Linked DNA regions of Homo sapiens: region 1 is linked to region 2. A link is an interaction called in ENCODE POLR2A ChIA-PET data of the cell type or tissue named here. Cell type or tissue: CD4-positive, alpha-beta T cell. All regions are shown on one strand. Links, peaks and the distances in the headings refer to the core of each region. The heading gives the core; the rest is flanking DNA. Region 1 has its middle 37 kb from the start of WDR26. Region 2 overlaps CNIH4 (cornichon family member 4).

Region 1 (15,162 bases), core at 4,403-12,402, 93 kb after region 2:
AACCACACTGTTTTGATTCCTGTAGCTTTTAAATAAATCTTGAAGTCAGGTAGCATAAGTCTTCCAGCTGTATTCTTCTTTTTTTTAAAGATTTTATTTCATTTTATTTTATTTAAAGACAGGGTCTTGCTCTATTGCCCAGGCTGAAGTGCAGTGGTGTGATCACAGCTCACTGCAGTCATTAATTCTTGGGCTCAAGTGATATTCTCACCTCAGCCTCCCGTGTAGCTGGGCCCACAGGTGTGTACCACTAGGCCCAGTTAATTTTTTGATTTTTTGTAGAAACAGTCTCACCATGTTGCCCAGGCTGGTCTGAAACTTCTGGACTTGAGCGACCCTCCCACTTTAGCCACCTAAAGTGCTGAGATTAGAGATGTAAGCTGAGGCACCCAGCCAAGATAGTTAGAATTATCTTTTTTTTTTTTTTTGAGACGGAGTTTCGCTCTTGTTGCCCAGGCTGGAGTGCAATGGCACAATCTTGGCTCACCGCAACCTCCACCTCCTGGATTCAAGCGATTCTCCTGCCTCAGCCTCCCAGGTAGCTGGGATTACAGGCATGCACCACCACACCTGACTGATTTTGTATTTTTAGTAGAGACGGGGTTTCTCCGTGTTGGTCAGGCTGGTCTCGAACTCCCGACCTCAGGTCATCTGCCCACCTTGGCCTCCCAAAGTGCTAGGATTACCGGTGTGACCCACCATGCCTGGCTGGTTAGAATTATCTTTAACTCATCACAGTCTACCTTCAAGTTATATTGTATCACTTCACACATAACATAAGTTTACAGGAGTCTACCTTTGTTTCCCTCCTCATAGCTTTTATGCTGTTGTTGTCATACGTTTTACTTACACATTTGTTATAAACCACAGTCTATACTATTATTTTTGCTTGAACAGCCAGTTTTCTTTTTTAGATGTTTTATTTTGAAATAATTATAAACGGGATATTGCAAATAAATGTATAGAAAGGTCCTGTGCATCCTTCACCCCTCCTCCCTCAATGTTGACATTTTGCATAACTACATACCGTATCAAAACCAGGAAATTGGGCGGGTGCTGTGGCTCACGCCTGTAACCACAGCACTTTGGGAGGCTGAGGCAGGCAGATCACCTGATGTCAGGAGTTTGAGACCAGCCTGGCCAACATAGTGAAACCCCATCTCCACTAAAAATACAAAAATGAGCCGGGCATGGTGTCGGGCACCTGTAATCTCAGCTACTCGGGAGGCTGAGGCAGGAGAATCGCTTGAGCCTGGGAGGCGGAGGTTGCAGTGAGCTGAGATCTCGCCATTGCACTCCAGCCTGGGTGATGAGAATGAAACTCCTTCTCAAAAAAACACAAAAAACGAAAAACAAAAACCCAGAAATTGGCATTAGTACAATCCACAGGGTTTAGTCAGATTTTACCAGTTACACATGCACTCATTTGTGTGTGTATGTAGTTCTATGCAGTTTTATCATACATGTAGCTTTGTGTAATTGCCACCACAATCAAGATACAGACCCATTTCATCACCATAAGCCTCCCTGATGCTTTTATAGTCACATCTACCTTCTTTCTCCCCAGTCCATAACCCCAGCAGCCATTCTTCTGTTCTCCATCTTTTAATATTGTTATTCAAATACATTACGTAAATGGAATCACTTATGTAGTGTCATACAGTCTGTAGCTTTTTAAAAAAATCAATCAGCATAATTCCCTTGAGAACCAGCCAAGGCCTAATTCTATCGTAGTTTTTTCCTTTATGTTGCAGAGTAGTATCTGTGGTATGGATGTACTACAGTTTCTTCAACCATTTATACATTGAAGGACATTTGGGTGGTATCTAGTTCTTGGCTATTATAAATAGAGTTGTTATCAACATTCATGTATAGATTGCAGAGCGCATATAGGTTTTCATTTGCCTGGGATAAATGCCCAAGGGTGCAATTGCTGGGTTGTATGGTAAGTGCACTTTTAGTTTTAAAAGAAAATGCCAAAATATTTTCCAGAGTAGCTATCCCATTCTACATTCCTGCCAGCCATGTAAGAGTGATCCAGTTTTTCCCATATCCTTGCCAGAATTTGACATTTTTTATTTTATCACTCTGTTAGGCATGTAGTGATAATGCATTGTGGTTTTAATTTAGATTGCCCTAATCACTGAGGTTGAACATCTTTTTATTAGCTTGTTACCTGTATCTACTCCTCAGTGAAATGTTTTTAGTACACTTGCTAATTATATTGTTTGCTTTTCTACTGTTGAGTTTTGGAAATTCTTTATATTCTAGATACTAAATCCTTTGTTGGATATTTGGCTTGCAAATATTTTCTCCCAGTCTGTAATTTATCTTTTCATTCTCTTGAGACAGGGTTTCACTCTGTTACCCATGCTGGAGTGCAGTGGTGTGATCATGGCTCATTGCAGCCTTGACCTCCTGGGCTCAAGTGATCATCCCACCCCAGCCTCTCACGTGGCTGGGACTACAGGTGTGTGCCACCATACCCAGCTAATTTTTTCTGTTTTTTGTAGAGACATTTCTTGAACTGCTGGAAATGTTGCTGAGGCTGATCTTGAACTGCTAGACTCAAGCCATCTGCCCACCTCTGCCTCCCAAAGTGCTGTGAATACAGGCGTGAGCCACTATGCCTGGCTCTTTTCATTCTCTTAACAGGAGCTTTCACAGAGCAAAATTTTCTAATTCTTAAGAGGTCCAATTTATCAAGTTTTCCTGGATCATAGTTTTTGTTTGTTTGTTTGTTTGTTTTTGTTTTGCTCTCATTGCCTAGGCTGGAGTGCAATAGTGCGATCTCAGCTCACTGCAACCTCTGCCTCCTGGGTTCAAGCAATTCTCCTGCCTCAGCCTCCTGAGTTGCTGGGATTACAGGCAGGTGCCACCAAGCCCGGCTAATTTTTGTATTTTTAGTAGAGACGGGGTTTCACCATATTGGCCAGGCTGGTCTCGAACTCCTGACCTCAGGTGATCCACTCACTTCGACCTCCCATATTGCTGGGATTACAGGCATGAGCCACTGCGCCTGGCTGGGATCATAGTTTTGATATCAAGTTGAAGTACTGTTCTCCCAGCCGTAGGTTTTGAAGATTTCCTCCTGTTTTTTTTTTTTCCAAAAGTTTCATAGTTTTACATGGTATGTTTAAATCAATGATTCATTTTAAGTTAATTTTTGTAAAAGGTATGAGGCTCTTCTTTTTTTTTCTTGGCCTACAGACTTTTTTTTTTTCTTCACCAATTGTTGAAAGGGCCGTCCTTCCTCTATTAAATCATGTTTGTACCTTTTTTCTTTAAAAAAATCAGTTGTACATTCTTTTGTGATTCTATTGTTTCCTCTATTATATTTCATTGATCTACATATTTATTCTTCCACCAGTACTCTACTGTCTTGATTACTGAAGTTATTTAGTAAGCCTTAACATTGGGTAGAATGATTCTTCTTACAACATTCTTCTTTTTCAAAATTGTCGTAACTATTTTAGGTCCTTTACCTTTCCATATAAATTTTAGAATAAGTTATTTATATCTATAAGAAGCCTTGCTGGAATTTGGATAGGAATTATGTAAATCAATTTGGGAAAAATTGATGTTTTTAGTGTTGAGTTTTCTAAGTCATAAACACAGTATTTCTATTTATTTAGGTCTTCTGTGATTTCTTTCATCAACATTTTGTAATTTTCAGCATACAGCTCTTATACATGTTTTGTTAGATTTATAACTAAGTATTTCATTTGCTTTGTAGCAATTGTAAATGGTATTGTGTTTTCAGCTTTGGTTTCTACATGTTTGTTGATTTTTGTGTGTTGATTCTGTGTCCAGTGACCTTCCTTATTAATTTTTAAAATTGCAGTTAAAAATAGATTTATTAGGATTTTCTGTGTAGATAATTGTCATCTACAAATAGGGACAATTTTATTTCTTTCTTTCCAATCTGTCTGCATTTATTGTTTTTCTTTCTTTATTGCATAGGCTAGAACTTTCAGTACTGTGTTGAATAAGAATGATGAGAGTACGTCTGTGGTAGGAGAAGGTGGGAGCATCACTTGAGGCCAGGAGTTAAAGGCTGCAGTGAACTATGATCATGCCACTGCCACTGCACTCCAGCCTGCGTGACAGAGTGAGACCCTGTCTCAAAAAAAAAAAAAAAAAAAGAAAGAATGGTGATGCCATGTTCCTGATATTAGGGGGAAAGCATTCAGTCTTTCAGTCTTTCACCACTAATTATGCTGTTACCTGTAGTTTTTTGGTAGATGCTCTCTATCAAGTTGAGTCAGTTCCTCTCTAATCCTAGTTTGTGAAACTTTTTTTTTTTTGTGCACGTGAATGGGAACTGGATTTTGTAAAATGCTTTTTCTATATCAATATGGTCATATGACTTTTCTTCTTTTTTATTTTATTTTATTTTTTAGACAGGGTCTTGTTCTGTCACTCAGGCTGGAGTTTAGTGGTGCAATCATGGCTCACTGCAGCCTTTACTTTCTGGCGTCAAGTGATCCTCCCACCTCAGCCTCTTGAGAAGCTGGAGCTTCAGGTGCATGCCACCATGCCCAGCTAATTTTTAATTTTTTTTGTAGAGACAGGATTTTGCTATATTTCCCAGGCTGGTCTTGAACTCCTGGACTCAAATGATCCTTCCACCTTGGCCTCCCAAACTGCTGGGATTACAGGTGTGAGCCACTCTGCCCAGCCTGATTTTTCTTCTTTAGCCTGTTGATATGATGGGTTATATTGACTGATTTTCAAATATTGAACTGGCCTTGCATACCTGTAATAAGTCCAACTTGGTTATGATGTATAATTTTAAAGAATTTTTTATTATTTATTTGTTTTATAGCGACAGAGTCTTGCTCTGTCACCCAGACTGGAGCGCAGTGGTGCAAATCATAGCTAATTGTAATCTCAAACTTCAGGCTCAAGCAATCCCTCCGCCTCAGCCTCCCAAGTAGCTGGGACCACAGGCATGTGCCATCATTCCTGGCTAATTCTTTTTTGATATTGCTGAATTTAATTTATTAATATTTTGTTGAGGACTCAATTATCTCTTAAAGAGACATAAATAATAGGAAAAACATCTTACATATTTTACCTGTGTGGTAACCATTTCTGACACTCTTCATTCCTTTGGTTAGATCAATATTTCCATGTGGTATCATTTTCCTTCTACTTTCAGGCCTTCCTTTAATATTTTTTAAAGTCTGGTAGTGATGAATTCTGCCAGATTTAAAAAAAATCTGAAAACATCTTTATTTTCATTTTTGAAATATGGTTTTTAAAAAACTGGGTGTATAATTTAAACTTGGCAGTTCTTTCTTTCAGTTATTCTTCTTCTTCTTTTTTTTTTTTGGAGACAGAGTCTCGCTTTGTTGCCCAGGCTGGAGTTCAGTGGCGCGATCTCGGCTCACTGCAAGCTCTGCTTCCCGGGTTCATGCCATTTTCCTGCCTCAGCCTCCTGAGTAGCTGGGATTACAGGCACCCGCCACCATGCCCGGCTAATTTTTTGTATTTTTAGTAGAGACGGGGTTTCACTGTGTTAGCCAGGATAGTCTCGATCTCCTGACCTTGTGAGCTACCTGCCTCGGCCTCCCGAAGTGTTGGGATTACAGGCATGAGCCACTGTGCCTGGCCTTTTTTTTTTTTTTTTTTAAGAGGTAGTGTCTCACTCTGTCACCCAGGATGGAGTGCAGTGGCACGATCGTAGCTCACTGCAGCCTTCTTGGACTCAAGTGGTTCTCCTGCCTCATCCTCTCAAGTACCTAGGGCTACAGGTGTGTGCCACCAGGCCCAGCTAATTTTGTAAAACTTTTTTTGTAGAGACAAGGGTCTCCTTGTCTGGCCCAGGCTGGTCTTCAGCTCCTGGCCTCAAGTGACCCTTCTGCCTCGGCCTTTCAAAGTGTTGGGATTACAGGTGTGAGCCACCACACCCAGCCCTCTTTCAGTTGTTATTGTTTTTTGTTTATTTGTAAAAATGGGATCTGCCTATGTTTTGAACTCTTGGGCTCAAGTGATCCTCCCACTTCGGTCTCCCAAAGCGCTGGGTTTACAGGCACAAGCCACCATGCCTGGCCATCTCTTTCAGTTCTTTAAAGATGTTGTTCCATTGTCTTCTTGCTTGCATTGTTTCTTTTTTGGGGGTACATAGTAGGTATGTATATTTATGGTGTACACGAGCTATTTTGATACAGACATACAATATGTAATAATCACATCAGGATAAATGAGATATCCATAACCTCAAGAATTTATCGTTTGTGTTACAAACAATCTAGTTGTACTCTTTTAATTATTTAAAAGTGTACAATTAAATTATTTTTTACTATAGTCACCTCGTTGTGCTAGCAAATACTAGGTTTTTTGTTTGTTTGTTTGTTTGTTTTAGATGAGGTCTTGTTCTGTTGCCCAGGCTGGAGTGCAGTGGCACAATCTCAGCTCACTGCAAGCTGGGTTCAAGTGATTCTCCTGCCTCAGCCTCCCGGGTAGCTGGGACTATAGGCATACGCCACCACATCCAGCTCATGTTTTATATTTTTAGTAGAGACAGGGTCAGGAGTTCGAGACCAGAACTCCTGACCTCATGTGATCTGCCCGCCTTGGCCTCCCAAGGTGCTGGGATTCCAGGCGTGAACCACAGTGCCTGGCAGAAATACTAGCTCTTATTCATTCATTCTATTTTTTTGTACCCATTAACCATCCCCTCTTCCTCCCCACTCCCCCACTACCCTTCCCAGCTTCTGGTAACCATCATTGTACGCTCTATCTCCATGAGTTCAGTTGTTTTAATCTTTAGCTCCTACAAATAAGTAAGAATACGCAAAGTTTGTCTTTCAGTGCCTAGCTTATTTCCTTAACATAACTACCTCCAGTTCTGTTCATGTTGTTGCAAATGACAGAATCTCATTCTCTCTTTTTTTTTTTTTTTGAGATGGAGTCTCGCTCTGTCACCCAGGCTGGAGTGCAGTGGCGTGATCTCGGCTCACCGCAACCTACGCCTCCTGGGTTCAAGCAGTTCTCTGCTGCAGCCTCCTAAGTAGCTGGGACTACGGGTACCTGCCACCATGCCTGGCTAATTTTTTTGTATTTTTAGTAGAGACGGGCTTTCACCATCTTGGCCAGGCTGGTCTTGAACTCCTGACCTCATGATCCACCGGCCTCGGCCTCCCAAAGTGCTGGGATTACAGGTGTGAGCCACCGTGCCCGGCCTCTCATTCTTTTTTTTATAGCTGAATAGTACTCCATTGTGTATATGTACCACATTTTCTTTATCCATTCATTTGTTCATAGACACTTAGGTTGCTTCCAAATCTTGGCTATTGTCAATAGTGCTGCAGTAAACATGGAAGTGCAGATATCTCTTCGATATACTGATTTCCTTTTTTTGGGAGGGTGGGTATTTCCCTAGCAATGGGATGTCTGGATCATATGATAGCTCTATTTTTGTTTTTTTGAGGAACCTCCAAATTGTTCTTCATAGTGGTTGTACTAATTTACATTCCCACCAGCAGTGTATAAGGATTCCCTTTTCTCTACATCCTCACCAGCATTTGTTATTGCCTGTCTTTTGCATAAAAACCATTTAAAATGAAGTGATATCACATTTTCTATATGATAATAGAAGTCATTATATAAAAAAGATACTTGCACATGCATGTTTATAGCAGCACAATTCACAATTTCAAAAATATGGAACCTGCCCAAATGTCCATTAATCTATAAGTGGATAAAGAAAACATGGTATATATGTATACATCATGGAATACTACTCAGCCATAAAAAGGAGAGAAATAATGACATTCGCAGCAACCTGGATGGAATTGGAAATTATTATTCTAAGTGAAGTAACTCAGGAATGGAAAACCAAACATTATATATTCTTACTAATATGTGGGAGCTAAGCTATCAGGACGCAAAGGCATAAGAATGATACATTGGACTTTGGGGACCTGGGGAAAAGGATTGAGGATGGTGAGGGATAAAAGACTACACGCTGGGCACAGTGTACACTGCTAGGGTGATGAGTGCACCACAATCTCAGAAATCACCACTAAAGAACTTATTCATGTAACCAGACACCACCTGTTCCCCAAAAATCCTATTGAAATAAAAAAATTAAAAATCAAAAACCACAAAATTCAGAATTACAGGAGCTTTCCTCTCCCACAACCACCTAAGATTCTGGACAACTATATTTATAATGGGTATCTCAGATGATTCTCATGAATAAGTCATCCTGATAGATTTTAGGGCCAATTTTTCATAAGAATTCAAGGAAACTGTCTTTGCTGGGCTATGTGAAATTACCCAGAGCTGCTTATCTCTCATTGGCAGGAGGGTTTGGCATCAGTTGCAGGTGACTTATTTCCTTTTACTGTGGATGATAGAGATAATTGAAGAAAAAGCCTTAGTTTGTATTTAAAAAAATAAATAAAATAATGGGTTTGGAAGATATTATTTGCAAGCCTCATGGTAACCTCAAATTTAAAAACGTACAATGGATACACAAAAATTAAAAAGCAAAAAATTAAAACATACCACAAGAAAATCATCACCTTCACTAAAAGGAAGACAGGAAGGAAGGAAATAAGAGAAGACCATAAAACAACCAGGAAACAACAAAATGACAGGAATAAGTCCTTACTTATCAATAAAATAAGTAATTGGTAATCGACTACACTCAACAATCAAAAGGCATAGAGTGGCTGAATGGATTAAAAACAAAACAAAACAAAACAAGACCCAGTGATCTGATGCCTAAAAGAAATACACTTCACCACTTCTATGCAAATGGGAACCTAAAAAGAGCAAGAGTAGCTATACTTATATCACACAAAATAGGTTTCAATACAAAAACTATAAAAAGCGACAAAAAGGTCATTATATAATGATAAAGAGGTCAGTTCAGCAAGAGGATATAACAATTATCAATATATATGCATCCAACATGAGAGCACACAGGTATGTAAAGGAAATATTACTAGAGCTAAAGAGAGAGAGAGAGAGACAACAATAGCTGGAAACTTCAACACCCCACTTCCAGCATTGGGCACATCTCCTAGACAGAAAATCAACAAAGAAACATTGGATTTAATCTGCACTATAGACCAAATGGACCTAATAGATATTTACAGAACGTTTCATCCAATGGCTGCAGAACACACATTCTTTTCCTTAGCACATGGATCATTCACAAGGAAAGACCCTATGTTAGGGTACAAAACAAGTCTTAAAACATTCAAAAAATGGAAATAATATCAAATATCTTCTCTGACCACAATAAAATAAAACTAAAAACCAATAACAGGAGGAATTCTGGAAATTATACAAACACAAGGAAATTACACAGTATGTTCCTGAATGACCAGTGGGTCAATGAAGAGATAAAAAAACGAAAGTTTTGGCCAGGCACAGTGGCTCATGCCTGTAATCCCAGAACTTTGGGAGGCCAAGGTGGGCAGATCATGTGAGGTCAGGAGTTCAAGACCAGCCTGACCAACGTGGAGAAACCCCGTCTCTACTAAAAATACAAAATTAGCTGGGCATGGTGGTGCATGCCTGTAGTCCCAGCTACTTGGGAGGCTGAGGCAGAAGAATCACTTGCACCCAGGAGGCAGAGGTTGCGGTGAGCCGAGATTGTGCCATTGCATTACAGCCTGGGCAGCAAGAGCAAAACTTCGCCTCAAAAAAAAAAAAAAAAAGTTTTTCAAGAAAAAGTTTTCTTGAAACAAATGATAGTGGAAACACAACATACCAAAAACTATGACATACATCAAAAAAGGGAAGTTTATGGGTATCAGTGCCTACATCAAAAAAGAAGAAAAACTTCAAATAAACGATATAATGATGTATCTTGAAGAATTAGAAAAGCAAGAGCAAACCAAACCCAAAATAAGTAGAAGAAAAGAAATAATAAAGATCAGAGCAGAAATAAGTGAGATTGAAATGAAGAAAACAATACAAAAGATCAATGAAACAAAAAGTTGGTTTTCTGAAAAGATAAAATTGACAAACCTTTATCCAGACTAAGAAAAAAAGAAAGAAGGCCCAAATAAGGGAAATCGGAGCCCGGGCCGGTGGCTCACGCCTGTAATCCCAGCACTTTGGGAGGCCAAGGCGGGCAGATCACAAGGTCAGGAGATCGAGACCATCCTGACTAACACGGTGAAACCCCGTCTCTACTAAAAAATACAAAAAAATAAAAATAAAAAAAAGCCGGTCGTGGCAGTGGGCGGGCGCCTGTAGTCCCAGCTACTTGGGAGGCTGAGGCAGGAGAATGGCGTGAACCCGGGAGGCGGGGCTTGCAGTGAGTCGAGATCGTGCCACTGCACTCCAGCCTGAGCGACAGAAGGAGACTCCATCTCAAAAAAAAAAGAAAAAAAAAAAAGAAAATCAGAGGCTGGGCGCGGTGGCTCAGCCTGTAATCCCAGCACTTTGGAAGGTAGAGGCGGGCGGATCACGGTCAGGAGATCAACACAATCCTGGCTAACATGGTGAAACCCCGTCTTTACTAAAACTACAGAAAATTAGCTGGTCGTGGCTGCATGCGCCTGTAGTCCCAGCTACTCGGGAGGCTGAGGCAGGAGAAGGGCATGAACCCAGGAGGCGGAGCTTGCAGTGAACCGAGATTGCGCCACTGCAGTCCAGCCGGGGCGACAGAGCGAGACTCCATCTCAAAAAAAAAAAGAAAAGAAAAGAAAAGAAAATCAGAGATGACAAGGGAGACATTACAACGGATACTGCCAAATTCAAAGGATGATTAGTGGCTATGAGCAATTATATGCTAATAAATTGGAAAGTCTAGAAGAAACAGATAAATTCCTAGATACATACAACCTACCAAGACTGAACCATGAAGAAATCCAAAACCTGAACAGGCAAATAACAAGTGATGAGATTGAAGCCATAATAAAAATTTCGTCAGCAAAGAAAAGCCTGGAACCTGATGGCTTCACTGCTGAATTTTACCAAATATTTTAAAACTGATAATACCAACCCTGCTCAAATGATTCCAAAAAATAGAGGAAGAGGGAATACTTGTAAACCTAATACTTGTAAACTATGCACTATGAGGCCAGTATTACCAGTAAACTAGACAAAGCCTCACCAATAAAAGAAAACTACAGGCCAATATTCCTCATGAACATTGATGCAAAAATCCTCAACAAAATAGTAGAAAACCAAATTCAACAACACATTAAAAAAAGCATTCATCATTACCAAGTGGGGTTTATCCCAGGGATGCAAGGATGTTTCAACATATGCAAATCAGTCAGTGTGATACATCATATCAACAGAATGAAGGACAAAAACTATATGATCATTTAAGTTGATGCTGAAAAAGCATTCGAAAAAATTCAACATCCCTTCATGATAAAAATCCTCCAAAAAAGTGGGTATTAAAGGAACATACCTCAATACAATAAAAGCCATCTAGGACAGACCCACAGCTAATATCATACTTAAAGTAGAAAACTGAAAGCATTTCCTCAAATATCTGGAACAAGACAAGGATGCCCACTTTCACCACTGTTATTCAAGTCCTAACTGGAGCAAACAGACAAGAGAAAGAAATAAAGGACATCAGAATTGAAGGAGGAAGTCAAATTAGCCTTGTTTGCAGATAATACATCTAATATTCAGAAAAACCTAAAGACTCCACTAAGAAAACTATCAGAACTGGTAAACAAATTTAGTAAAGTTTCAGGATACAAAATCATCATACAAAAATCAGTAGCATTTCTATATGCCAACAGTGAACAATCTGAAAAAGAAATCAAGAAAGTAATACCATTTACAATAGCTACAAATAAATTTAACCCATTACCCATTTGCCCTGAGAAATGAGCACTGGCAGCGAGCTGCACTTTTTTTGTCTGAATAGGAAATGGGTTAAATACTTAGGATTTAACCAAATAAGTGAAAGATTTCTACAATGAAAACTATAAAACACTGATGCAAGAAACTGAAGAAGACACCAAAAACTGGTAAGATAGTCCATGTTCATGGACTGGAAGAATCAATATTATTAAAATATCCATACCACCCAAAGCAATCTACAGAGTCAATGCAATCTCTATCAAAATACCAATGATATTCTTCACAGAAATAGAAAAAAAAATCCTAAAATTTATATGAAACCACAAAAGACCTGGAATAGCCAAAGCTATCCTAAGCAAAAAGAACATTCTGTGTCTTTTAGGTGGAGTGTTTAGGACATTTACATTCAATGTTAGTTTTGAGATGCGAGGTACAGGTTGCTAGGGAACTGGGGGAAAGCCGGCAGTTACAGGCCTCACCCTGCTCCCAAGCAGCCCACAGTCCTAAAGCTGATCTTACTCCCACCATGCCCCTGCAACAGCACCAAGTTTATTTCTAAGCAGCTGGTGACCAGGGCTGAGAACTTGCCCCATTGAGAAAGCAAGCAGCCTCCCCATGAGCCTCCCCATTGAGAAAGCAAGCGGACTCACAGTTTTTTGGCATCTCAGGGAGCCTGCAGGGGTGATGAAGTTCCTTCAAAGGGTGTGTGGATTCTTTCGGCTTTCTTGGTATGTTCCTATGGTAGTTCTTGGAGCAAAAGTTCACGATGTGAGTCTCCACATGCTGTTCTGTCCATCTGAGTGGGACGCGCAAGCTAGTCTTTCCTCGTATCCACCATCTTAATCTCCTAAGTCGAATTCTGAATTTCAAACAAATTCTTTAGGAGATTCTTCTGCCTGCTTATATTGGAGAACCCCAAATCCAGTCCTATAGTTTAGATGGAGTAACTGAAATGCCCACAAACCCATTATTTTAAACTGATGACAATGCTGCCTGCATAAACAAACAAGCAAAAAACAAATGAACAAAACCCCCAAAATTAATAAAAACTCTACACTTTAACTTTGTCTTCCTGCATTTTAACTTATTGTTGTTTATATTTTATTATACTGTCTATGTCATGAAAGTTGTTTTAGTTATTTTTGTTGATCAGTTCATCTTTTCGTCTTTCTACTTAAGATATGAGTAGTTTACATACCACAATTACAGTGTTAATGACATTCTGTGTTTTTCTGTGTGCTTACTGTTACCAGAGAGTTTTGTACCTTCAGATAATTTCTTATTGCTTATTAATGTCTTTTCCTTTCAGGCTGCAGAACTCCCTTTAGCATTTCTTGTAGGAAGGGTCTGGTATTGATGAAATCCCTTAGTTTTTGTTTGTCTGGGAAAGTCTTTATTTCTCCTTTATGTTTGAAGGATTTTTTTTTCCAGATATACTATTTTAGAGTAAAAGTTTTTCCCTTTAGCACTTTAAATATGTCATACCACTCTCTCCTGGCCTGTAATGTTTCCACTGAAAAGTCTGCTGCCAGACATATTGCCATTGTATGTTATTTGTTTCTATTCTCTGGCTGCTTTTAGAATCCTTTCTTTTTCCTTGACCTTTGGGAGTTTGATTATTAAATGCCTTGATGTAGTCTTCTTTGGGTTAAATATGCTTGGTTTTCTACAACCTTTTTGTACTTGAATATTGTTATCTTTCTCTAGGTTTTGGAAGTTCTCTGTTATTATCATCTTGAATAAACTTTCTACCCCCATCTCTTTTTCTACCTTCTCTTTAAGGCCAATAACTCTTAGATTTGCCCTTTTGAGGTTATTTTCTAGATCTTGTAGGCATGCTTCATTCTTTTTTATTTTGTCTCCTCCGTGTATTTTCAAATAGCTTCTTCTCAAGCTTACGGATTCTTTTTTCTGCTTGATCAGTTCTGCTATTAAGAGATTCTGATGCATTCTTCAGTAGATCATTGCATTTTTTAACTCCATAATTTCTGCTTATTTTTAATTATTTCAATTTTTGTTAAATTTATGGGATAGGATTCTGAATACATTTTCTGTATTATCTTGAATTTCTTTGAGTTTTCTCTAAACAGATATTTTGAATTCCGTCTGAAAGGTCACATATCTCTGTCTCTCTGGGATTGGTTCCTGGTACCTTATTTAGTTCGTTTGCTGAGGTCCTGGATAGTCTTGATGTTTGTGGATGTTCATCAGTGTATTACTCTGTTTTCATGCTGCTGATAAAGACATACCTAAGACTGGGCAATTTACAAAAGAAAGAGTTTTATTGGACTTAAAGTTCCACATGGCTGGGGAGGGTTCACAATCATGGCAGAAGGCAAGGAGCAGCAGCAAGTCACATCTTATGTGGATGGTGGCAGGCAAAAAAGAGCTTGTGCAGAAAAACTCCCCCTTATAATAACCATCAGATCTGGTGAGACTTACTGTCACAAGAACGGCATGGGAAAGACCTGCCCGCATGATTCAATTACCTCCCACTGGATCCCTCCTACAACATGTGGGAATTCAAGCTGAGATTTTGGTGGGGACACAGCCAAACTGTTATCATTCCCTCCCTGGCCCCTCCCAAATCTGATGTTTTCACATTCCCAAACCAATCATGCCTTCCCAGCAGTCCCCCAAAGTCTTTTTTTTTTTTTTTTTTTTTTTTTTGAGACAGAGTTTCACACTTGTTGCCCAAGCTGGAGTGCAATGGCGCAATCTCGGCTCACTGCAACCTCTGCCTCCCAGGTTAAAGTGATTCTCCTGCCTCAGCCTCCCAAGTAGCTGGGATTAGAGGCATGCGTCACCACGCCCGGCTAATTTTATATTTTTTAGTAGAGACGGAGTTTCTCCACGTTGGTCAGGCTGGTCTCAAACTCCTGACCTCAAGTGATCTGCCCGCCTTGGCCTCCCAAAGTGCTGGGATTACAGGCGTGAGCCACTGCGCCCGGCAGTCCCCCAAAGTCTTAACTCATTTCAGCATTAACTCAAAAGTCCACAGTCCCAAGTCTCTTCTAAGACAAGGCAAGTCCCTTCCACCTATGAGCCTGTTAAATCAAAAGCAAGTTAGTTCCTAATTACAATGGGGTTACAGGCATTGGATAAATATAGCCATTCCAAATAGGAGACATTGGCCAAAACAAAGGGGCTACAGGCCCCATGCAAGTCTGAAATCCAGCAGGGCAGTCAAATCTTAAATCTCCAAAATGATCTCCTTTAACTCCATGTCTCACATGCAGGTCACACTGATGCAAGAGATGGGTTCCTATGGTCTTGGGCAGCTCCATCCCTGTGGCTTTGCAGGGTTCAGCCTCCCTCCTGGCTGCTTTCATGGGCTGGCATTAAGTGTCTGTGGCTTTT
Region 2 (15,162 bases), core at 4,316-12,315:
GCACGGTGACTTACGCCTGTAATCCCAGCACTTTGGGAGGCCGAGGAGGGCAGATCACCTGAGGTCGGGAGTTCGAGACCAGCCTGACCAACATGGAGAAACACCGACTCTACTAAAAATACAAAATTAGGTGGGCGTGGTGGCACATGCCTGTAATCCCAGCTACTTGGGAGGCTGAGGCAGGAGAATCACTTGAACCTGGGAAGCAGAGGTTGTGGTGAGCCAGGATCGCGCCATTGCACTCCATCCTGGGCAACAATAGTGAAACTCTGTTTCATATTTTTTTCCTTCCCTAGTAGTATACAGCTGTGGAGTTCCACTGCCTGTTATAAGCATTAATATATGTGCCTCAGCGACCATCCCACTCATGGTCTTTGGGGGATCACACCACTAGCAGCAGCTCTCAGCAACTTTTATCCAAATTGTGCTGATCTTTCTTGGCAATAAGTAATTTAGGTGTGATGCTCATTCTCCAGCATGCTAAATGTCTATTATGGTAAAGTTGTATCAGTCTTCTAGTTATAACACACTGGAAGTAAGAATTAATATGATAGATTGGCTGTCAGACATTGGAAGCCTTATATAGTCCTGTTTTAAATTATTCCTGTGTGTTTTAGAGGTGAACATGCCACCTTTTCCTTTATCCATCATAGATGCATAGAATAGAGCAAAGGAGAAAAAAAAATTCCTGTGTATACGATTTGATTAAACCTTTGAAAAGCTAGAAGTCAGGCTTAACCTTTGTATCAAAGCTTTAATTAGATCATTTTTATTTTTTCTCCTAGGTAGAGTTTAATTTTTCACATAGGCATAAGGACTATTAGGAAAAACTTATGTTGAAGTAAACTTCCACCACTCAGAAAATTCTTGATTAGAAACTGTATAGAGATAGCAGGGGTTTTTTTTTTGTTTGTTTTGTTTTGTTTTGTTTTTCGAGACAGAGTCTCGCTCTGTCACCCAGGGTGGAGTACAGTGGCACAGTCTCGGCTCACTGCAACCTCCACCTCCCAGGTTCAAGCGATTCTCCTGCCTCAGCCTCCCAAGTAGCTGGGACTACAGGTGCGTGCCACCACGCCTGGCTAATTTTTTTTTTTTTTTTCTATTTTTAGTAGAGATGGGGTTTCAGGATGGTCTCAATCTCCTGACCTCATGATCCGCCCACCTCGGCCTCCCAAAGTGCTGGGATTACAGGCATGAGCCACCGTGCCTGGCCAAGATAGCAGTTTTTAAAAATTGCTATTTTTTTGAAATAGTTTAGAAGTCAGAACCATTTTAGCCTCTTCCTGACAAAGCAGGCTTCCTAAAATCCCTTCACTGTGCTAAATCCACCCATTAGTGGATTAGATTAAAATTGGAGTTTAGATAGTTTTCTTTTCACCATTCATCTTATTTGCTTTTCTGTGTCTTAAAAACTAGATCAGAAAAAGCACACTGGTATCAGTTTCTGATTCTCATACCCTACCTCATTACTAATATGCTTAGTTCTTAATCCAAGTATCAAAGATGATGAATAAGGAGCAAAAAAAGTTAATGATGAGAACATAATGATGCACCTATTCTTGTTTTTAATACTTTTGTATCTTTACTGTCATATATGTTCCCTTATATTTGTTTCTGAAGAGACAAAAAACAAGCTGGAATTGGCTTAGCTAAGGTTATCCTTTCTTCATCCTCCCCACCCCTGCGGTTTCATGCTGTTGGAAAGTAAACTAGAGCAGGCATCTCCTGGGGGCGGTGCTGTAGGTACAGCCCACGTAGTCATGCTTTGCAGAGTAAATTTAGGCTTGGAGGTATCTTGCTTAGTAGACTCAAAGTCTTAGGATTTAAAAATGTACATGAGTTTCTGAACTCTTAGTCGTAGAATTTAAAGTGGTGGGGAGTGGCTGGGCTCGGTGGCTCATGCCTGTAATCCCAGCACTTTGGGAGGCCGAGGTGGGTGGATCACAAGGTCAGGAGTTCAAGACCAGCCTGGCCCAAATGGTGAAACCCCATCTCTACTAAATATACAAAAATTGGCCAGGTGTGGTGGCGGGCGCCTGTAATCCCAGCTACTCGGGAGGCTGAGGCAGGAGAATCGCTTGAACCCGGGAGGTGGAGGTTGCGGTGAGCCGATATCATGCCACTGCACTGCAGCCTGGGTGACAGAGTAAGGCTCCGTCTCAAAAAAAAAGAAAAAATAAAGTGGTGGGGAGTTGGACTGGAGGAATTAAGATGTAATTTTGGGGCAGGTTTAAGATATTGTTCTTTATAACTAAATAAAAGATAGGCAACTCATGTAACTGGTTTGCCTGGGCAGCTGTGTACTTCACTGGCTGTACAGTTTTCTTTTCTCTCTTCCCTTCCTTTCCCTTCCCTATCAGCCTGTCATTTTCAGCCACATTGCTATTACGTTACCCTTTGGTGTTACATATAGTTCAGAGGGTCAGAAGATGTCCTTGTAGCACTTTTCTCTTGGTTTTTGGTTGCTGTTTTTAAACAGTGGTTTTGCTATTACTACCAAGTCATTAGCTTTTGATTGCAGAGATTTTATGCTACTTGTCTTTGTATCTAACATCTGCCACACCTTGCCTAATACCTTGGACCTAGTTGACATTTCAGGACTTGTTGAATGGAGTTAAAGTTTTGAAAAAATGCTCATCTTCTTTAGAGAATGGGGGAATCTATGCTTTTGGTTTTTTGATTGGGTGCTAGCCTAGTGGAATGTGGGCTCTACCACTTACACTGTGGCCTGGGGCAAGTTTCGTTTCTTTTTTTTTTTTCTTTTGAGATGGAGTCTCACACTCTGTCCCCCAGGCTGGAGTGCAGTGGCATGATCTCAGCTCACTGCAGCCTCCGCCTCCCAGGTTCCAGGGATTCTCTTGCTTCAGCCTCCCGTGTAGCTGGGATTATAGGCGCACGCCACCATGCCCGGCTAATTTTTGTATCTTTAGTAGAGTCAGGGTTTCACCATGTTGGTCAGGTGATCCACCCACCTCGGCCTCCCAAAGTGCTGGGATTACAGGCGTGAGCCACCACACCCGGCCTGGGGCAAGTTTCTTAACTTGTCTGAGCCTCAGTTTCTGATCTGAAAAGGGGATATTAATGATATTAATAGTACCTACCTCATCACATTTTAATGTGGGCTGAGATAATACATGTAAGACACTTGTTTATGCTGACCCATAGTAAACTCTCAAAAATCTTTAAAAAATATTAGCTGCTATCATTAATTTTTACTGTGCATTGAGTACATTTAGTATGGTTGAATTTGGACAATTATTTATACCATAAGTGATGTAAGGATATTTTTGTGTATTTTAGGCATTTCATTTCAGCAGAGCAAGGCTGATCCCAGTATTTCAAAGGAAAGGATGGTTTTGTTATTGTTAACTGTGTCAATTTTAGTGGCGTAGCATTTATTGGGTGACTGCTGTGTGTCAGACATTGTGTACAACATTGCAAGTGACACAGAGGAGCAGCACAGAACCCCTACGGTAAAAGCTTGGAACTTGGTAATTGCAGGCCCGGTTGCTAGTAGAACATGAAAGTGGTAATGCTTGGGCCCTGCTTTCATCTCAAGAGTTGCTCATAGTCCAGTGGTAGAGACAACATGTAAGCCACAGCAGCAGGAAGAAGAGCTGTGGAAGGAGGCTGTGCAACTGCCCTGGGCTGAGAGGCCAGCTTCCCCAACGAGGTGCCCTAGAGCCAATCACAAAACCTGAGTAAGAAGTTACTGCTTTGATGGAGTGGTGGGATGGGGAGAAGAGGTTCCAGGCATAGAACAGTATGTATCTGGCTAGAGAATTTAAAGGTTTTTTTTTCTGGACATAGGTGTTTTTTGTTTTGTTTTGTTTTTTTTTAACTGAGCTAGGTTGTTTTTGTTTTGTTTTGTTTTTATTTTTTTAACTATAGCCTAACATAGGTTTTAAGTTGTACTTCCCCCAACTCCCCACCCCCAGTCACTCTTTTTTAGTGAAAAAGTTTGGACATGAAAGATCCTAATATATTCTTTCCTTTGGGTATGAATGATTGTCTTTTACTCAAATGATTGTTCCTTTGTGAACCTTAGGGACGCAAGTCTGGACAAACCAGGCTCTGTAGGAACATTCCTGAGAAAACATTAGTGACATTCATTTCTTCTTTCCACAGTATGATCTTAGCTTTGATAAATGACTGAAGCTGGAGAAGCCGTGGTTGAAGTCAGCCTACACTACAGTGCACAGTTGAGGAGCCAGAGACTTCTTAAATCATCCTTAGAACCGTGACCATAGCAGTATATATTTTCCTCTTGGAACAAAAAACTATTTTTGCTGTATTTTTACCATATAAAGTATTTAAAAAACATGAATTGAGTTTCTGTAGATTTCTAGTTCTCAACTTTAGCCTGAACGCCAACACTTGAAGGTGTTTTTCATCCTCTGTATGTTGAAGGTGGTTATTTGTATGTAGGAACAGGACTGCCATCCCAGCTTTGCATGCCAAAGAAATAAAGAACACACTTTAAAGGGCAAACTGAAGAGATGAGCGAGCAAAGGTGCCCTTCAGGTCTACTGAAAAGTTAGAGTACAAAACAACACTGTTGATCTGGACAAAAGAAGAAAAATTACCCTTTTTGCTTGTGTTGTGACAACTTCATTTAATATGGTTTAAAGATTTATGAGACTGTCAGCTAAAAGTCTTTTCACAAGAATGTCAACAGAGAATGGCATCTCAAAATATATATATTTCTTTGCACAATTTGTGAAACCTTATAAGCCATTTTCCCCAGGTACAATGTAGTTCCTGCTGATAGAAAGGAAATATTTTGTCAAGAGCTTTCATTTAAAAGCTACTACCTCCACAATCACCCCCAAACCCAGAAAATCCCCACTGGCTCTTGCCAGTCTGGTTTTCGTATTGCAGTTATTCCAATTGTATTTGATCTCCCTGATAACGTATTTTCATGGGTTTGGGTAGAAGATGCTAATCAGATTAGAAGCAGGAATAGTTATTTGCTGTCTGTGAAATTGAGCCTTTTGGTGCGCCACGTGGTGCCAGATCAACACTTCTATCCCTCTGCACTGACCACGTTGTGAACTGGGAGACCAAATGCAAGCCATTTCATGGACATAGCAATATACAACCAAACTCTGTTCCTTGGAGTTATATTGTAAACTCTTGCAGGTGGGAGAGCAGTTCACCTCCTTAGCTCTGTTTGCCAGCTCTTACAGGGTAAAATAAACCTGGCAATTTATCCTCAGTCCTAGTTTGTGGTTTAATGTTGCTATCTTAAGCACTGGCATTTGGGCAAAACATGACTGTGTTCTGTGGGAGAATCCAAAGGCATTATTCACTCTAGTTGAGATAGAATTGGGTGGCTAAACAGGGTGTGTGGTACCCAAAAGATTAAATGTTACATGTCCTTTTAGTCCTTGACCAGGTCTAGCCTTGGCAGAAGCAAGGGAGCCACTAAGCCAAACTCCCTGTGCAGACAGACCATGTTTCAAGGCTGGAAGTAGTGCCCTGGCAACACACAAAAGGAACGGTGAAATGGTAGGCAAAGTGAACTTGGCTCTGCTGGCCTCTTTGGGGTCACAGAAATTGCTCCTTGTGGTAATCTTATATTTCTGTCAGGCACAGGGCCAAGAAGCTGTGTAACAGACATTACTTTGCTTGCATCTCTTTTTCATACCTTTTCCCTCTGAGGCAGCTTTTGCTTAGAAAACAGTCCCTTCACTCTGCCTTTCCTCCTAACTTCCTGTGCCTCTTCATGTTCTGCTCAAGCTTTTTAAAGCAACGAAGCTGTTGGAGAACTTAAATCCTTGCAACTGAGAGATAAGCTACTTAAAGGCGGTAGAGATCTTTTTTTTTTTTTTTTTGAGATGGGGTCTTGCTGTGTTGCCCAGGCTGGAGTGCAGTGGTGTGATCTCAGCTCACTGCAACCTCTGCTTTCTGGGTTCAAGCGATTCTCCTGCCTCAGCCTCCCAAGTAGCTGGGATTACGGCTAGCTACTCCTGGCTAATTTTTGTATTTTTAGTAGAGATGGGGTTTCACCATGTTGGCCAGGCTGGTCTCAAACTCCTGACCTCAAACGATCTGCCTGCCTTGGTCTCCCAAAGTGCTGGGATTATAGGTGTGAGCCACTGCGCCTGGCCATGTAGATGACTTTTGACCAAAATGTTTCACCTTCTCATTCAGATATTCTTAGTAACCAAAACAGTGACTCATGCAGTTGAGAGAGCCTTTGGGCTGTCAGTTTACAGTACATCAGGCTTGCTGAGGCTAAGCAAATCAGAAAGGTGCCATGTTTATAACAGAGGTCAAAGCTCCTTACTTCTGAAACATTAGCTGTGGTTAAAAACAAAAACTCTTCCTTCTTGTATTGCTTGTCTATCAAAGCCAGGAAAGTGGGGGATCACTGTAGTTAAATTTTTTTTTTTTTTAATTAGAGACAGAGTCTTGCCCTGTCGCCCAAGCTGGAGTGCACTGGCGCAATCGTGGTACACTGCAGCCTTGAACTCCTGGACTCAAGCAGTCCTCCTGCCTCAGCTTCCCAAGTAGTTGGGAGTAGGTGCACACCACCATGCCCAGCGAATTTTTTGTAGAGACAGAGGTCTTGCTATGTTGCCTAGGCTGGTATCAAAATTACTGGCCTCAAGCGATTCTCCTGCCTCGGCCTCCCAGATGTTGGGATTACTGGTGTGAGCCACCACGCCCAGCTCAAAAACAATTTTTTTAGGGGCACTTCTACAAATCATGAAAGGGGGATAAAAGCACTGACTTTAAAAAGCCATGTTTAAGATGCTATAAATGTTCTCCCCTTTTCATTGATTGGAGAGTTGTAGAGGACCTTAGAGATCATTTTGTCTAACTCCCTCATCCCAAAGATAAACTGAGGCCTAGAGATCGTTCAGGGTGTTGTAACTGGGAACATCTGAATGCTGAGGCCTAGAGATCGTTCAGGGTGTTGTAACTGGGAACATCTGAATGCTGAGGCCTAGAGATCGTTCAGGGTGTTGTAACTGGGAACATCTGAATGCTGAGGCCTAGAGATCGTTCAGGGTGTTGTAACTGGGAACATCTGAATGCTGAGGCCTAGAGATCGTTCAGGGTGTTGTAACTGGGAACATCTGAATGCTGAGGCCTAGAGATCGTTCAGGGTGTTGTAACTGGGAACATCTGAATGCTGAGGCCTAGAGATCGTTCAGGGTGTTGTAACTGGGAACATCTGAATGCTGAGGCCTAGAGATCGTTCAGGGTGTTGTAACTGGGAACATCTGAATGCTGAGGCTTAGTCCAGTGTTCTCTCTCCCTTACCACTCCTCTTCCCCTTCCCTCTATAATGGCAGTACCCAGGGCCCGGTCCATAGACTACTATCGAGTGCTCCTATGTGCATCTTAGTACGTATCATTTTCCCTTGCCTTTTTCCTTCTATCCTTTCAGTGGTAGCAACTGCCCTTGCTAATCACCGTAACCTCGGCTGAGAAAGAAGAGGAAGCGAAATCCAAGATGCAGCTCAGTTCATCAAAGCCTAGCAGGTCCCCTCAGCTGCCTTTTCATGCCTGCCACAGACTACAGTAGGACAAAACCTGACCTGGTCTTTGAAGTTAAGAGCTAAGAAAGCTTCCTATAGTAGTATCTCCCATGGCACTTACCACATTCTATCTGGTATTACAGTTATTTGTATGCAATTAATCACTCTTAGATTGTATGTTCCTGGAGGGCAGAATATGCCCATTCATATTTGTATCTTCTTCCTTCTGCTCTTGGCACCTAACACAGTGCCTTGCACACAAACAATAAATGATTGTTGAGTGAATAAGTAAACCTGATTGTGGTGTTCTATTGCTTTTTCAGCAAGAAGTCAAACTGATGGCCTTTAAGTCAGAGAAGCAGCAATGGAGCAACATAATCAAAGTTGACCATCTTTGTTTTCAAGACAGTCACATTATGAAATATTCTGACATGCTAGGCTAGGAAATGGCTATAACTGGTTCACTTGAGACTGGAGAAATCAGCTTTGCTAACAGGTAATACTTTGTCAAGTAGTGAGAAATATTATATACTAGGTATAATTAGTTGTCCCCAAAATCTAAATAAACTTGTTCTAATATATGGAAAAGGGCAGCAAGATAGAGAAGGTAAGTTTGAAATTCTACAATATCTGGATCTTTGTCACCTGAGTTTATGTACTTTAAACCAAATATACTATTTTACTATGTAGTATAGCAAAGATTGAAATATTCTTGGTAAATGAAGCCTTTTGGATCTAAGCCATATTTTTCAGGAATTTTTGAAAAGGTAACTTTTTTTTGCTTCAGTTAAATACAGTCTAATGACTGAAGGTCATTCAAAGCTTTCGGGTTATCATTCTTCACTACAGTAATCACAATAATGGTCTGGACATGCTGAAGGGACTGTTCACTGAGCTAACTTGGTTCTGAGCTCAGGTGCTCTTTAATAAGTTCTTGGGTAAAGGCTGCTTTTATTTTTAATTGCTTCCCTCTGAAGCTGGGTGGAGAAGAGTGAGTGGGTGGGTGGTCGGAATCAGCAGGCTGAGAGAGAACTCAGTGGTTTGCCTGTGGCTTCCTCTGCTGTATATTTGGTTTGCTACATCCGTTATGGAGCAATCTTGGTTTCATCTATATCAGTTCCCATTAAACGTTAGCACCTAGTTAGAATGTGAGTTAGTTGAACATACACTTTAATTCCTGTTTTCTAGATCTTATTTCACAGGTTGGATGCAAACTGGGTGAGAATTGAACCTCTCGTGTTGCTTAATTAAAAGTAACACATTTGACTGCCACTGGTATCTATCAGAAAGAGACCTGTGGAGCAGGTTGAATCCTCTGGGGTAGCTTTATATAAATTTGCCAACTTTCTGGGACAGAGTAATAGGATTTACCCGTGTTAGTTGGTAATTTTCTATTTTACCAGGTACAATAATCAACTTACGGTCATACTTGCTGATTCAAACAGCAGAGAAAAAAAATAAACTTACAGTCATTCTTCTTTTATCCATTACCTACCACCTTCTTTGCCCTCCACTGCCCTCCATTTTGAAGCAAATCCCAGACCTTGTTACATCTGTCATATTTTAGTATGTTTCTCTGTAAGATAAGGGTTCTTAAAACACATGCGACTAGAGGAGCAGTGTCACACAAACTGGCAATTCCTTAGAATTAAGTATCTAGGCCAGGCACAGTGGCTCATGCCTGTAATCCCAGCACTTTGGAAAGACAAGGTGGGAGGATCACTTGAGGCCAGGAGGTCGAGACACCCCTAGGCAAAATAGTGAGACCCCATCTCTTAAAAAAAAATTAGCCGATATAGGCACCTATATAGTCCTAGCTACTTGGGAGGCTGACGTGGAGGGATGGCTTGAGCCCAGGAGTTCAAGGTTACAGAGAGCTATGATCACATCTCTGTACTCTAGCCTGGGTAACAGAGCAAGACCCTGTCTCTTGAAAAAAGATTAAAATTTGTTGTGGAGGTTTCCCTCTACAAAACTTGAGTCTGTTTTACAATTAGAGCAATCAGGCCGGGTGCGGTGGCTCATGCCTGTAATCCCAGCACTTTAGGAGGCCAAGGCAGGCAGATCACTTGAGGGCAGGGGTTCAAGACCACCCTGGCCAACATGGTGAAACTTCATCTCTACTAAAAATACAAAAATGGGGCACGGTGGCTCACGCCTGTAATCCCAGCACTTTGGGAGGCCGAGGCGGGTGGATCACAGGGTTAGGAATTCCAGACCAGCCTGACCAACATGGTGAAACCCCGTCTCTACTAAAAATACAAAAATTAGCCAGGCGTTATGGCGGGTGCCTGTAATCCCAGCTACTTGGGAGGCTGAGGCAGGAGAATTGTTTGAACCTGGGAGGCAGAGGTTGCAGTGAGCCGAGATCGCACCACTGCACTCCAGCCTGGGCAACACAGTGAGACTCCATCTCAAAAAAATAATAAAAATAAAAAATAAACAAAAATTAGCCGGACATGGTGGTGCGTGTCTAGTCCCAGCTACTTGGAGGCTGAGACGTGATATAATCGCTTGAACCTGGGAGGCAGAGGTTGCAGTGAGCTGAGATCCACCACTGCACTCCAGCCTGGGTGACAGAGCGAGACTTAAAAAACAAAAAAACAAAAAACCCCGAAGCAATCAATATGAAGGAGTCTCCTGAATTTCAAGTGTCATTTCCTTCTGTCAGTTAAGGAGTTCACTAGAATCAAAGTGGGGCCTTAAACTTTTCATCTATCTTTGACAAGTTTTAACAGTCAATTTTTCCAAGGTAAGTGGCCATCTATAGACACCAAAGAAATATTATATGGTGTAGTGACTAAAAACATGAGCTCAGAGGCACCTAGGTTTGAGTCCCAGCTCCTTCATACATATACCTTTTAAAGCCTATTTCCCTCATTTGTAAAATGAGAATTAGCATATCTGCCCCACAAAGCTACTTTGATATTTAAATGAGAATATATATGAATGGCTCACACTCATAGTGATTGGCCTACAGTAAGCACCCAAATGAATACTTGTTGCTCAATAACCAAATAGGTGTATGTGAAATAGGTGTAAAATTAATGTGGTTAGTTCCTCCGAATGCCCTTCTTGCTCCTGCTTTTTGTTCTTTTCACTGATGTAACATAGCATTATGGTCTTGTGGTTGGTTTTCAAACACCAACAAATGAATTGGTACCAGGCTGACAGCATAAAATTACCTTGTCTTGAGCAGTGACTCACACCTATAATCCCAGCACTTTGGGAGGCCAAGGTGGGAGGACTGCATAAGGCCAGGAGTTCGAGACCAGCCTTGGCAACAAAGTGAGACGCTCCCCCTACCCGTCTCTGCATAAAAAAACTTAAAAATAAAATTACCTGGAGTGTTCACACACACACACAAATTCCAGATCTCCCTTTTGAGATCTGAAAGGTGCCTCAGAAATCTGAAACTTAGAAAAGCCCCCAACTGACTCACATGCATTTGGATTTAGAGGTTAAAATTGCAGGCTTTGGAATAACAGGTTATATCTTCAAGCTTATCACCTGGAAAATAGTGGGCAGTAATACTTGTTTACAGTAGACAGTTAAATAATGTACGTGAAATGCTTAGCTTAGTGCCTGGCATCTAACAGGCACTCCAATTGTCTACTTTTACTAAGAGGAAGAACAGAAAGAAAAAGGAAAACCAATTTAGTTGTTTAGTTTGTGTACAAGTTAACAGAAACTTACTGAAAAGGTCTTTTCATGCAAATCCATTAATGGGACAAAAAAGCCCACTTAAACATACTTACCTGTGAAAGGTTCAGGCATGTTCATCTACAGTTAATTTTCTTTTACAGAATATAGCATATAGATCCAAAATGTATTTTGTTTCCTATCAGAAGTGCATCTGCCTGTTCTTTAAAAAAGATTTTTAAAAAGTTTTGTTGATGTTAATAAAATCAGGGATCCCTTTTCTGAATGCTTAGGACACAAACTGATATTCTTCAGCTATGGGGGATGAGGGAAAATTATTCAACATTTGGAAACTACCTGGAATACAATTTCCAATCCAATGTGTAGCTCTATTTCTTATATTCAAAACAGTAGGGAAAAAAGCCACACAGGCATTTTCTTATGTTTTTAAAAATAAGCTAAAGTTGCAGTGAAATCACTTTTATTCCAGATCTGTTCTATCACCATGGCTAATTGTCTTAAATGTCTTTCCTGAGCGTATGAAAGAATTCTAAAGTCTTAATCATATAGGAAGGACGAATGTACATAAAGTTGCGCCAACTTTAATATCATGACCAAGGAAGCCACTACTCCTTACATCAGAAAGGGAAGTTAAAACTTGTCTCATCTGAGAACAAGAAACAAAACACAACAAAATAAACTTGATTGAAAATTTGCTATTTGTCCTTTTGATTCCCACATTAGCTATAATTACATGCTGATTTAATAACTTTAAGTACATGACTAGAATGTTTCATATATAGCAAGCTCATTTAAGTAGGCTAATCAAGTTTGAGGGAGAAGAGCCTACTGCCACAAAACCAACAACAAAGATTCTTGAACGATGTGATATGATGAGGGGAATACTTCTGTTTGTTGAATCTTAAGTTTTAGATTTTTTTGGAAAAGAGAAGTCATTAAATGATGTAATAAAATACCAGTTTTTCTTTTGCTTAAGTGGAAGAGAATTAGATTGTATTTTATTTATTATTATTTTTGAGATGGAGTCTTGCACTGTCGCTCAGGCTGGAGTGCAATGGCGCGAGCTTGGCTCACTGCAACCTCCGCCTTCCAGGTCCAAGCGATTCTCTTGCCTCAGCCTCTTGAGTAGCTGAGACTACAGGCGCCGGCCACCACGCCCAGCTCATTTTTGTATTTTTAATGGAGACGGGGTTTTGCCATGTTGGTCAGGCTGGTCTTGAACTCCTGACCTCAGGTGATCTGTCTGCCTCAGCCTCCCAAAGTGTTGGGATTACAGGCGTGAGCCACTGTGCCCGGCCAGATTGTATTTTAAAAAAAAATCTGTACTCTTAGATTTGTTAAGACTGAGAAAATTTCTATACCTGGTCCTGGGAATTGGCATGGAACTCTAAATGTAGATGAATAAACTGACTAAATTAGCTAAATCTGCTGTTAAGGTATAGCTGTATTTAAAGAAAACAAGTAGAAAAACTTCTTCCTTCTCTTTCCTGTTAATCAGAGGAAGCTGCAAACCATGATTTTCTAAGCCGTGAGCTATGGAAGCAATACCTCTCACAGCTACACTCACCATTAGTCGGCTGCCAAATACTTATTTTTCACATTTGAACTTTATTTTTGAACAAAATAGGGCATGCAATTCCTTTGAAATGCAAATACTCCTAAAATTTTTCTAAGTTTATCCATGAATGCACAGTGGCCCTTAAAAAGACGATCCCAGGCCAGGCGCGGTGGCTCACGTCTGTAATCCCAGCACTTTGGGAGGCCGAGGCAGGTGGATCACGAGGTCAGGAATTCGAGACTAGCCTGGCCAATATGGTGAAACCCCATCTCTACTAAAAATACAACAATTAGCTGGGCGTGGTGGCGGGCGCCTGTAGTCCCAGCTACTTGGGAAGCTGAGGCAGAAGAATCACTTGAACCCGGGAGGCAGAGGTTGCACTGAGCCGAGATCGCACGACTGCACTCCAGCCTGGGCGACAGGGCAAGACTCCGTCTCAAAAAAAAAAAAAAAAAAAAAAAAAAAGATGATCCCAACAGACTAACCACTGCTTCTTTAGCTATCACTCACAAACTCTAGGTACATATATGGAAGGCAAATTCAGCAAATCATAGCCAGGCATGATGGTTTGTGTCTGTTATTTCAGCACTTTTGAGAGGCTGAGTCAGGAGGATATTTTGAGCCCAGCAGTTCAAGTCCAGTCTGGGCAACACAGTGAGACTCTCTCTAAAATACATAAAAAATCAGCAAATGTTTTAGGCAAAAAGAGTACTACTTAAACATTCAGATTAATGGATATTAGGAGATGTAACACACCAAGAATTATTTAGGTATTCATTCTGTTTATTGGATTGAAAGAAAGGGAATACAAACGACTGGTTAAGTGCTGCGCACTGACATGGAAAAAGTGTCTTTAAAAAAAAATCCCAGTAAAGCAAATCAAAGTTAATGTAGTTTCAGTTGAACAAAAATTTAAAGACGTTTAATACATTACACATTTATAAAATAAAAGTCAACAAAGGGTGTTTTGTAAATAATTAGTAAACAAGTGAAAATAAATATCAGAGACCTGAAGTTTTTATACTTTAATGAATAAAGCAAAGAAATTTAAACTAAGTAAATATAATCTGAGAGGCAGTTAAAAAAACAAAAATCAAAACCCACCAAAATTGAAGAACACAATCTTTTGAAACATTTAATCAGTCCATAGCAAATAGTTATTACATACCAAAAGCTCTAAGTGTTAACTAGTTCCACCACAATGCCATGTAAATCTTGACAATTTAGAAATCTTGAGATCAACACTTAAGTTCTTTTCTTGATCTCTACAGCTTGGTTTGTAAGTACATACATGCTTTTGTGGATCTATTCCCCTCGCCACACACACACATTTTCAAGGAGCCAATAACATTTTTTTCCATCTGTGCCTAAAAATGTTACAATTCAGTTCTAGCACATTGACCCTGATAATGAAAATGTTTAAGTTAAAGATGGGGACACAATTTCAATCTTATAAAAATATACCAGTATTAACCAAACCTTAAACTCAGAGGGCACTTCACATGTGCACGAGACTTTCAGTAAAAATGACAAGATCCTAGAACAGCTGTTTCCAGGACTTTTTAATGAATCAAGTACTCTCTCTCTCACACACACACAGAACACACACACACATTTTTATACTATTGGTTTTGTTAAATCCAGGCTATCTGGATTAAGTAGATAGGGGATGGGTTTTTATAGTTTTTATTTTTGTAACTATAGGGCAGCTACTATAACAATAGCTTAACAACACTGAAAAATTTCAATTAAGTTCACCCTGTTTTTAGAAAGTGTCTAAGTGTAAATGCAAATTCACCTCTTCTTAAGTTAGCAGTTTATATTAAATCAGATATGGTTTCTGAAATGGAAGTAATGTGTTGGAGGGCAACCCAAAAGGACAGTTGCGAAATTATGAATGAGAAATTAAAGTAAAACCAAATCAAAATATTTATACATTTTAGAGATGGGACAAAAAGGATATTAAGAAAAATGTCTTCTTTCCTCCCCATTCAAAAGCAGCCATTCTTCTACTGTGAAAGAAACTGACATGGATATTTTCCCTTTCAAGAGATGTATGATATATTTACCCACTGTGAGGCAGAGGTGATAGGGTCAGTTCTTGTTTGCAGGAACCAACATCCTAAAAAAGAAAATGTCAAGATGGGGAGGGGTGGGAAAGAAGGGTTTTCTATTAATGTCATGGAATATGCCACTGTAGAGGCAGAACACTCCTAATAATAACATTCACCAGATTACTACTGCTGTTTTTTTCAGACTAAGAAAATACTGACAAAATTGGATTTTTTTCTCCTTTCAATTGCAGGATATTCTGATTATTTAAAGTTAGGGAATCCCTTTTTTATCCCCCCACCCAATAAAATGGGCCAATTTGTAGGGATATATGCAAATAAAATGTTCTCTGTTTAAAATACTTACCTGGTTTAATATAACACATTTATCTGGCCA

The links. ChIA-PET counts read pairs that join two places held together with the same protein. Peaks named below come from ENCODE experiments on the same cell type or tissue, not always from the same donor. Only the 100,000 strongest peaks of a DNase experiment are listed, where the experiment ranks them.
Region 1: POLR2A ChIA-PET joins it to region 2 with 5 read pairs; 4 of 35 experiments call an interaction of 5 or more read pairs at or near these places.

What each region holds. Positions count from the first base shown.
Region 1 is chr1:224,464,699-224,479,860 of GRCh38, forward strand. It overlaps a transcript of CNIH3 not described here. Among named protein-coding and RNA genes, the nearest start is that of WDR26, 37 kb to the left of the region's middle. RefSeq lists a silencer at 9,292-9,461. In CD4-positive, alpha-beta T cell, for the core only: no CTCF peak of the experiment used is centred there; no DNase peak of the experiment used is centred there.
Region 2 is chr1:224,371,667-224,386,828 of GRCh38, forward strand. CNIH4 (cornichon family member 4) reads left to right here. Exons shown (of 5, transcript NM_014184.4): 5 at 4,129-7,786. The coding sequence ends at 4,156. It overlaps WDR26 (WD repeat domain 26), which reads right to left. Exons shown (of 14, transcript NM_001379403.1): 14 at 13,480-15,162. Among named protein-coding and RNA genes, the nearest start is that of MIR4742, 19 kb to the right of the region's middle. RefSeq lists enhancers at 5,881-5,930, 6,301-6,390. In CD4-positive, alpha-beta T cell, for the core only: no CTCF peak of the experiment used is centred there; a DNase peak (open chromatin) is centred at 8,545; H3K4me3 peaks cover 626 bases; H3K27ac peaks cover 3,753 bases.